Regions from separate parts of the Homo sapiens genome. Here region 1 is linked to region 2. A link is a contact called in ENCODE Hi-C or POLR2A ChIA-PET data. All regions are on one chromosome and are shown on one strand. Each heading gives the region's core, a stretch centred on a gene start or an enhancer-like site at or near the end of the contact. The rest is flanking DNA. Distances are from core to core; before and after follow the strand shown.

Region 1 (4,196 bases), core at 920-3,419, 420 kb before region 2:
AGTCTCCCCTTCTGCAGCACCAGGGGTAGGCGTGGGAGACCCAGAGTGACCTCAGCCAGGGCAGAGCACAGACTGATGGTGACCAAGTGCCCAGCAACTGGGAGAGGAGGACCTGGCCTCTCTGGGGGGCACTCCCAGAAGGCCTCGGAGGTGTGAGCTTTGGGGTAGTGTCTGGACAGCCAGCATTCCCTGGGCTACAAAGTCAATCCAGCCGTGGCCAAGGCTTTGTGACTTTGCATTTATTAATTTTCCAACTTGCTTTTGTAGTCCCAAGCTCTAACAGTCATATCCTGACCGGGCGCAGTGGCTCACACATGTAATCCCAGCATTTTGGGAGGCCGAGGAAGGCGGATCACCTGAGGTTGGGAGTTCGAGACCAGCCTGACAAACATGGAGAAACTCCGTGTCTACTAAAAATACAAAATTAGCCGGGCATGGTGGTGCATGCCTGTAATCCCAGCTACTTGGGAGGCTGAGGCAGGAGAATCGCTTGAACCCGGGAGGCGGAGGTTGCGGTGAGCCAAGATCGCACCATTGCACTCTGGCCGGGGCAACAAAAGTGAAACTCCATCTCAAAAAAAAAAAAAAAAATGGGACCAGAATTAAATAATGCCCATGTAGTCAAATCTTTCAACCCTGGCAAGGAAGATGTATAATAATCATCTGAGTGCTTTGGGAGGCTGGGGCAGGAGGATTGCCTGAGGCCAGGAGTTTGAGAACAGCCTGGGCAGCATAGCAAGACCCCATCTCTGCAAAAAAAAAATGTTAAAGAAAATTAGCTGGGCTTGGTGGCACGTGCCTGTAGTCCCAGCTACTCAGGAGGCTGAGGCAGGAAGATTGCTTGAGCCCAGGAGTTTGAGGCTGCAGTCAGCTATGATCGCACCACTGCACTACAGTCTGGGTGACAGAGCAAGACCCTGTCTCAAAAAATAATTATCATCATCTGAGGGGTCTTTGGTCGGAAGGGGCGGGCCCCTCATCTGGTGGGACCCCTGAGCTGGTTGAGAACAGGGTGGGTGATGAGCTCCTTCACCTACTCCTAGCCTGCTCTCACCTGCCCAGGGCTAGGCTGGGTACTCCTGGAAGATCATCCCCATAGCCTGCATGACTAGGGGCAGGTGTACAGCAAGCAGTCACCAGGTCCATGGAGGAAGTATGTCCTCAGCCCTTCCTGGGAGAAGAGAGCTTGCAGGAGAGGTGACCCATGACTCAGAGAGGGCTGTACAAGGTGATCTTTGAGATCCCCTCCCACACCAAGATTCCATGCTTCTATATTCCTGCCCGTTCCAGGAAGCCTCCCCTGTTTGCCCTAGCCTCCTACTCATCTAGCAGCCCAGGTGATGTACTATCTTTAATAATACCATTTGCCTAAATAGTACTACCTGCCAGGCCCTGGGTCAGGACCCTTAGGGAGATCATCTCATTTAATCCTCAACAACCTGGTAAGGTCGGATCAACTTCCTCCATATTCATTTTTTTTTTTGAGACGGAGTCTTGCTCTGTTGCCCAGGTTGGAGTGCAGTGGCACGATCTCGGCTCACTGCAACTTCTGCCTCCCGGGTTCAAGCGATTCCCGTGCCTCAGGCTCCCGAGTAGCTGGGACTACAGGCACCCACCACCACACCCGGCTGATTTTTTGTATTTTTAGTAGAGACGGGGTTTCTCCATGTTGGCCAGGCTGGTCTCAAACTCCTAACCTCAAGTGATCCACCCGCCTTGGCCTCCCAAAGTCCTGGGATTACAGGCGTGAGCCACCGTGCCCGGCCCTCCTAGGTTCTGACAAGCAGTACAGATGCCACACACCTGGCTTTCTTCTCTGACCCCGGGGGTACCTCAAGTGGGCTCCAAGGAAGGGGACAGGTGCCTCTAAGGTGCCCCACTTGCCGGCCTCTCAGAGCCCCACTTGCCGGCCTCCCTCCTTACCCACCTTGGAGCTGGGCGTCTTCGCGAAGCTGAGGGCCTCGGTAGTGAGGGAGAAGTAGAGCTTCTTGAAGGAGGAGGACATGAGGGGGCCCTTGCCCTTGGTCCTGTGGATGAAGAGTGGCCCCTCCTTCACAGGTGGCGCCTGCAAACTCAGCGTCCGCTGCAGGTCCAGCTCTGCCAGGCCAGGGAGGGAGGGGAATAGAGAGCCCAGGGAATGAGGGCGGGACTGGGGGGGGGGGGCGGAGCAGTGGGCGGGGCCATGGGGCTCAAGGGCTGAGCAAATCTGAACAGCAGGCAGTGGACGTAGTCATGGGGCTCAAGGGCGGAGCAAACATCAACAGCTGGTGGTGAGCGGGGTGACAGGTGGACTGAGGAAGGCAGGGCCATGGGCTTGGAGGCGGGACACGCGTCAGTAGCAGGTGGCGGCGGGGCTATGGAGCTCAAGGATGGAGCAAATGTCAACAGGCACAGATGATGGGAGGTGAGGCCATGGGTCTAGGGGTGGGGCAAACGTCAACAGCAGGCAGTGGGCAGGGTCACAGGAAGCACAAACAGTGGTGCGTGGGTCTATGGCCTGGGGGCCTGGCAAATGTCAACAGCAGGCGGTGGGTGGGGCCACGAGAGGAACAAACAGCGGTGGGTGGGGCCGTGGGGCTCAAGGGCGGAGCAAACGTCAGCAGTAGGCTGTGGGCGGGTCTGTGCAGGGCGGCGCTCACCGTCCTTCTCCTCGATGTCCACGAGCTTGGTGATGAAGTCCTTCAGCTGCGCCACGCCCTGGCGCACGGTGGGCTGCAGCGGCTCCATCCAAGCCTCCTTGGCCCTGGAAGCCGGCGTGTCCATGTTGCCCACGTTCTGGACTGCCTGGAGGTGACAGCAGGAAGGACCAGGTTCTGCTAGGTTAGGGGCCTAGCCACTGCACCCCCTCCCACCCCCCCTCCCCAAGTCTTTGCTACTCAGCTGTAGCGATGGAGGCAGAGGCGACAGAGGCCATGCCCACGGGCCCCCTCCAGCCCCACTAGGGATCAGGGAGGAGAGGATCATGAAGTTTGATGCCTTATGATAACTGAGACCACTTGGGCCTTCCTCTGTAGGTTTAACTGACGCTGCTGCACTGGATACCCCACCCCGGTGCCGGGCACATAGGTGCAGCCTGAGAGTAAGCAGACCTGGGTTGGAAGGTCCCGCGATTCACCACCGACAGGATGGGCGGCCTTGGCAACCCCCGACCCCTCGCAGGCCTGTTCCCTTATCCATGAGATGGAACTCGGACAAGGTGGCCACAGGAAGGCTTTGCAAACTGTGAAGTGCAGTGCCTACGTGGGCGTGCCAGTGGCCTCGCCGGAGCCGGTAGGGAACACTCTGCAGTCCAGGCCAGGGCCCCGGTAGGACACCCAGCTGTGCATCCCGCCCGTGGCCGCAAGGCCCGCACCTTGGCCAACAGGAGCAGGGTGCGGCTGGTGCGGGCGTCCGCGTGGCGCTCCCGCAGGTGGAAGAGCTTGGGCGACATGATGGCGGGAGAGAAGAAGCGCAGGCACAGGAAGCTGGTGACGGCGATGAACGGTACATTCTGGAGGGGTGCGGAAGAGCGCGGGCTGGAGTCCCCCAGACCAGGGCTCCTGGCAGCCCCCTCCCCTTAGGCTCCGTCCCTGACCCTCGCCGGGACACAGCCTCCCTGGTCCTCCCCAGCGCTCCCTGGTTCCCCACCGCTCTTCGCCCGCCCCTCGCCCCAGCCCAGTCCAACCCGGCCCAGCCTAGCCCAGCGGGTGGAGGGCGCACCTCGTGCTGGGCGCCGGGGAAGCGCTCGCGCACGCGCCGGAAGAGCTGGCGGAAGGTGGCGCGCACCACGGCGGGGCACGCGGGAACCGAGCGGCTGAGCGCGCTCAGCAGGGCCCCCAGGTGGGCGCGCAGCGTCTGCGCGCTCTGCTCCAGCACCTCGGCCTCGGTCTGCGGGCGGTGCAGCCCGGAACACCTGCGTGGAACGGGGCGGGTTGGCAGAGGAGGTCACGGTCAGCGCCAGGGCCACGACAGGAACAGTGGCTCTCACAGCAGCCGGGACACGGACACAGGGGACAATACACGGGTGGGCAGAAGCACAAACACACATGCTGACAGGGCCTGATCCCAACCCGCTGCCGCTGCGCCCCGCACCCCCCCGGAGTTACCCCCGGCCTCACCCTACATCCTTAACTTCCACTTTGCTGGGGTCCAGCTCCACGTACTTCTCCTCAAACACCTTGTTGATGATGGGGCCCAGGACGCCGTGCAGGTACTGC
Region 2 (3,618 bases), core at 1,078-3,577:
TATTCTATTGTAGATGGATTTTTCTTAATTTTTTCTTTTTTTTTTTTTTGAGACAGGGCCTCACTTGGTTGCCCAGGCTGAGTGCAGTGGCACGATCATGGCCCACTGTAGCCTTGACCTACAGGGCTCAAGCAATTCTCCCATCTCGGCCCCCTGAATAGCTGGGACTATAGGCATGCACCACCATGCCTGGCTAATTTTTCAAGACGGGATCTCACTATGTTGCCCAGGCTGGTCTGGAACTCCTGGGCTCATGCAATCCTTCTGCCTCGGCCTCTTGAAGTGTTGGGATTACAGGAATAAGCCACCATGCCTAGACCTGTGGTCATGTATTTTCTAATATTATAATTGTCTAATAAAGAACTAGCAAATATAATTGTTTTAATCAGAAGAAAATTGAACAAGGTAATAATAGTGATAGAACTGGATAATTCTATTTTCCAAATTTTCCAAATTACTTTTGTAATTAATTAAACAACTGCTTTCCTAACTGTCACACATCTATAACATATGGTGGAGAAGAAGATACCATTGCTAAAAGCAACACAAACATTAACTGTATGGCTACTAATGGATCTGAGGACACATGAGATTTGTATATAATTCTTGAGGGCAACTTTCTGTAACTGAATTTAATGACAGAAAAAAGGAAGCCACCAACAATAGAATGATATGCTTCCTTTTAACAGGAAAATTTAACGAGAACAAAACTGATCATACTCTTCAAGTTAATATGGAGTTTTAACATAATATCAATTAAAGTCCCCAAGTGGTATAATACAAAACTTGATCAAGTCACAGTGGAATTCATTTTAAAGAAATCAAACAATATTAAAGAACAGTCTTGAGCCCTTTAGTAGACAATGGAATGGTATATTTAGCCTACAACATTAAAGCAGAGAGAAATTTCTAAAATCTAACATAAAGAAAATCACTGAAGGCAGTATCGATGTGGTAAAATCCCCACACTAAATTCAGTGAATCAACTGATAGAAGAAAAGCAGTGAATAAGAAAATGTGAGGATTTGTAAAACTACAGAAGGATAATATCCAGACTCCCATCAATGAGTAAGTGGAGTTAATGAGTTAACAAAGTAGGAAATAACAACAGTAAATCACTGTGTAGAAAATGTAATCTTTCTATAAATAAAGAAATGCAAAGTAAACTATAAGCTATCATCATAACTGTTTAACTAAAATTTTAAAACATATTTCTTACCTGGTATGACTAAGTACGGCCTGCCCTAGGAAGGAAAGCATATAAGGCCATTATGAACATGCTCTACTGCATTAGCAGGAAGTGGGCAGCTACCACAAGACTCCAAATAGTATGCCAGACTCTACCACGTGCCCTTTTTAAAAACCCACCAGCATATATAATACTTACCAACACCAAAACTAGACTAACCAAGAAAAAAAAAATTTACCACTGACTACATCTGGGGTTTTAAGCCACCTGAGGTTCTAAACCTATTTATGTCACTATTTCCCCCTCAAAAAAATAAACAGCTATCTCAAAAACGTAATATGAAGATATGAATGAAATTAAGATGAAAAGGATAGGATGCTTTAATTTGGGGGGAAAGAAAGAGAAAACAAAAGTTTAAACCCTGGATCCAGTACTAACTCTAACCTATACTAAATTTCACAAATACTATAAAACATTACTCCAAATGAATTAACTCTACACTAGTCAACACTTGGCAAAAACGCTTTTTTGCAAAATCTGCATTAAAGGATTTTAGTTTTCCTCCATTGGAAAATCTTTCATTATTTTTAAAAATGTATTTGAACGGTGTGATAATTCTTTTCTCCTACCACATATCCTAGGTAGTCCTAGACAACAGGCCTAAAAACCCGACGGGTTCAACTCTGCTTATCTCAAAACGCTCCTTCAAGACTATACCCCTCCCAAGGGGATTCTCTGGACACAACTCAAATGCTTTCTTCTATCTCCTTGCCTTCCAGGAATCCCTTCCTCCCTTCTCCTGGCTTCTTCGGCCCTGCACCCATGAAGGCCAGCACAGGCATCACCTTCTCCAGGAAGTATTTCTGACATTCCAGAAAATGGGTCTGGACCCTTCCTCTGCATTCATCACATGGGATTGCAACAGTTTGTCCAAGCTCCCCCTAAACTGTGAGCCCCTTGAGCATCTCCCACTCTATATGTCTGACTGCTAGAACAGAGCCTGAAACATCATAGAAGGTATGCCACATATACATGGGATGGGAGGATAGAAGGGCAAGCTGCATATGAAGAGAAGTCTTCTCTTAAAATCAGTGTGATCTGCAACAGGAAAAGGCTGTCTCCCTGTGGGGGGAGGCACACTCATAAAGACTAAATCATTTCCTGCCTGTTAGGGATGCTATGGGAAGGACAGAAAAGCTACCATGATTGAGTCAGCCGCAGACACATGGTACAATCTGACCTATACCATTGAAAGTGAAGGAGCCTTTGAAGAAGCACCAAAGAGAGAGAGAAAGGAGTCTTTCACCAGCCATGTGACATGCAGAATGGCCACACCTCAGCCATAATGGTTGAAAGGGGGAGGAAACAAAGAAACAGAAAGTTTGGGATCCGGGCCCTAACCCAGACTGTGTGAAAGCTCATTTTCTCAAATGCCAGAAATGCTTCCTAGAGAAGGTGGTGCCTGTGCTGGCCTTCATGGGTGCAGGGCCACAGAAGCCAAGGAGAAGGGAGGAAGGGGTCCTGGAAGGCAAGGAGGTGGACCGTGTAAAAGCTGTCCACAGTTGGGATGGACACAGTTGGGATGGGACAGTGTTCAAGTGCCTGGCTCCGTGGTAAATAAAATCAGGGCTCACATGATTCAGGTGCATAGGCAGGTGGTCCCTGAACCCAGGTAGTCTCCCCAAGAGATGTTCTGAGGCAGTCCACAAATATAGCACATGCAAAGCATATTATCAAACTCAGAGGACTTCCACTGCTCTGAGATAGGAATTATCAGGGACATGTACACACACACTCTCTCTCTCTCTCTCATATATACACACATACAGAAAGAGAAAAAGAAATGCGTATTACCTCTCTATCTTTAAGAATATTTAAGGTAACTTTAGTCAAGGAGCTGGGTACATTTTGCTTACAAACAACATTTCATGAATTGCTATGAAATTTTATAGAAGCCTAATTTCCAGGGCTCGAGTTACAGTTACTGAACAAATGTAACCATAATGTGTGCCACTAGCATCTCAACCACATAATTACCCAGAAAAAATTAACAGATACATAACTTATACTCTAAAATCCCCTAATGACCACATGTTCAGAAAATGTTCCTAAATAGGAAAACACTGACCAATATTATTAGCTTAACTTTTCAGGGAATAAAGACATCATAAAGCAGATTATTCCAACTTTTCAAATATGAATGAAAACAGAAAACTCCTACTTGATCAGCAGCTCTCAAAGGGAGGGTAGGCCCTGCCTCCTGGGAGTTTGGGAGTGTGTGGGCAGCGTTAGGTGTCCTTGGGGCAGTCAATGGGCACTGTCCCCTGCCCTGCATTACCTTCACACATCCCATTAGACATGCAGGTAGACAGAAGCTGTTTAACATTCTTCTGAGCCTGTAACCTAACTCAATTTTAGATAAAAACCCA

What was found. Hi-C counts contacts between places; a loop is a spot of excess contacts on that map. ChIA-PET counts read pairs that join two places held with the same protein, here RNA polymerase II (POLR2A). Pooled maps may share reads with other maps.
Region 1: a pooled map shows a loop between it and region 2 (4-fold over the local background). The contact joins the promoter of LINC00957 here to the enhancer-like site in region 2. A Hi-C loop is called at or near these places in 3 of 168 maps with a recorded cell type or tissue (CD4-positive, alpha-beta memory T cell, mammary epithelial cell and natural killer cell), 1 of 37 single-sample maps with no recorded cell type and 14 of 50 pooled maps. POLR2A ChIA-PET finds 5 or more read pairs at or near these places in 3 of 52 experiments (A549, WTC11 and activated CD8-positive, alpha-beta memory T cell).

What each region holds. Positions count from the first base shown.
Region 1 is chr7:44,036,880-44,041,075 of GRCh38, forward strand. It overlaps LINC00957 (long intergenic non-protein coding RNA 957), which reads left to right and starts at 2,170. Exons shown (of 3, transcript NR_072982.1): 1 at 2,170-2,270; 2 at 3,015-3,483. It also overlaps the pseudogene RASA4CP. RefSeq lists an enhancer at 1-4 and silencers at 3,456-3,545, 3,636-3,745.
Region 2 is chr7:44,459,169-44,462,786 of GRCh38, forward strand. The region is part of intron 2 of NUDCD3 (NudC domain containing 3); the gene reads right to left. Among named protein-coding and RNA genes, the nearest start is that of NUDCD3, 30 kb to the right of the region's middle. Within about 2 kb of position 2,328, at least 2 of the 41 ENCODE cell types and tissues checked have a DNase peak (open chromatin) inside an H3K27ac peak, as active enhancers do.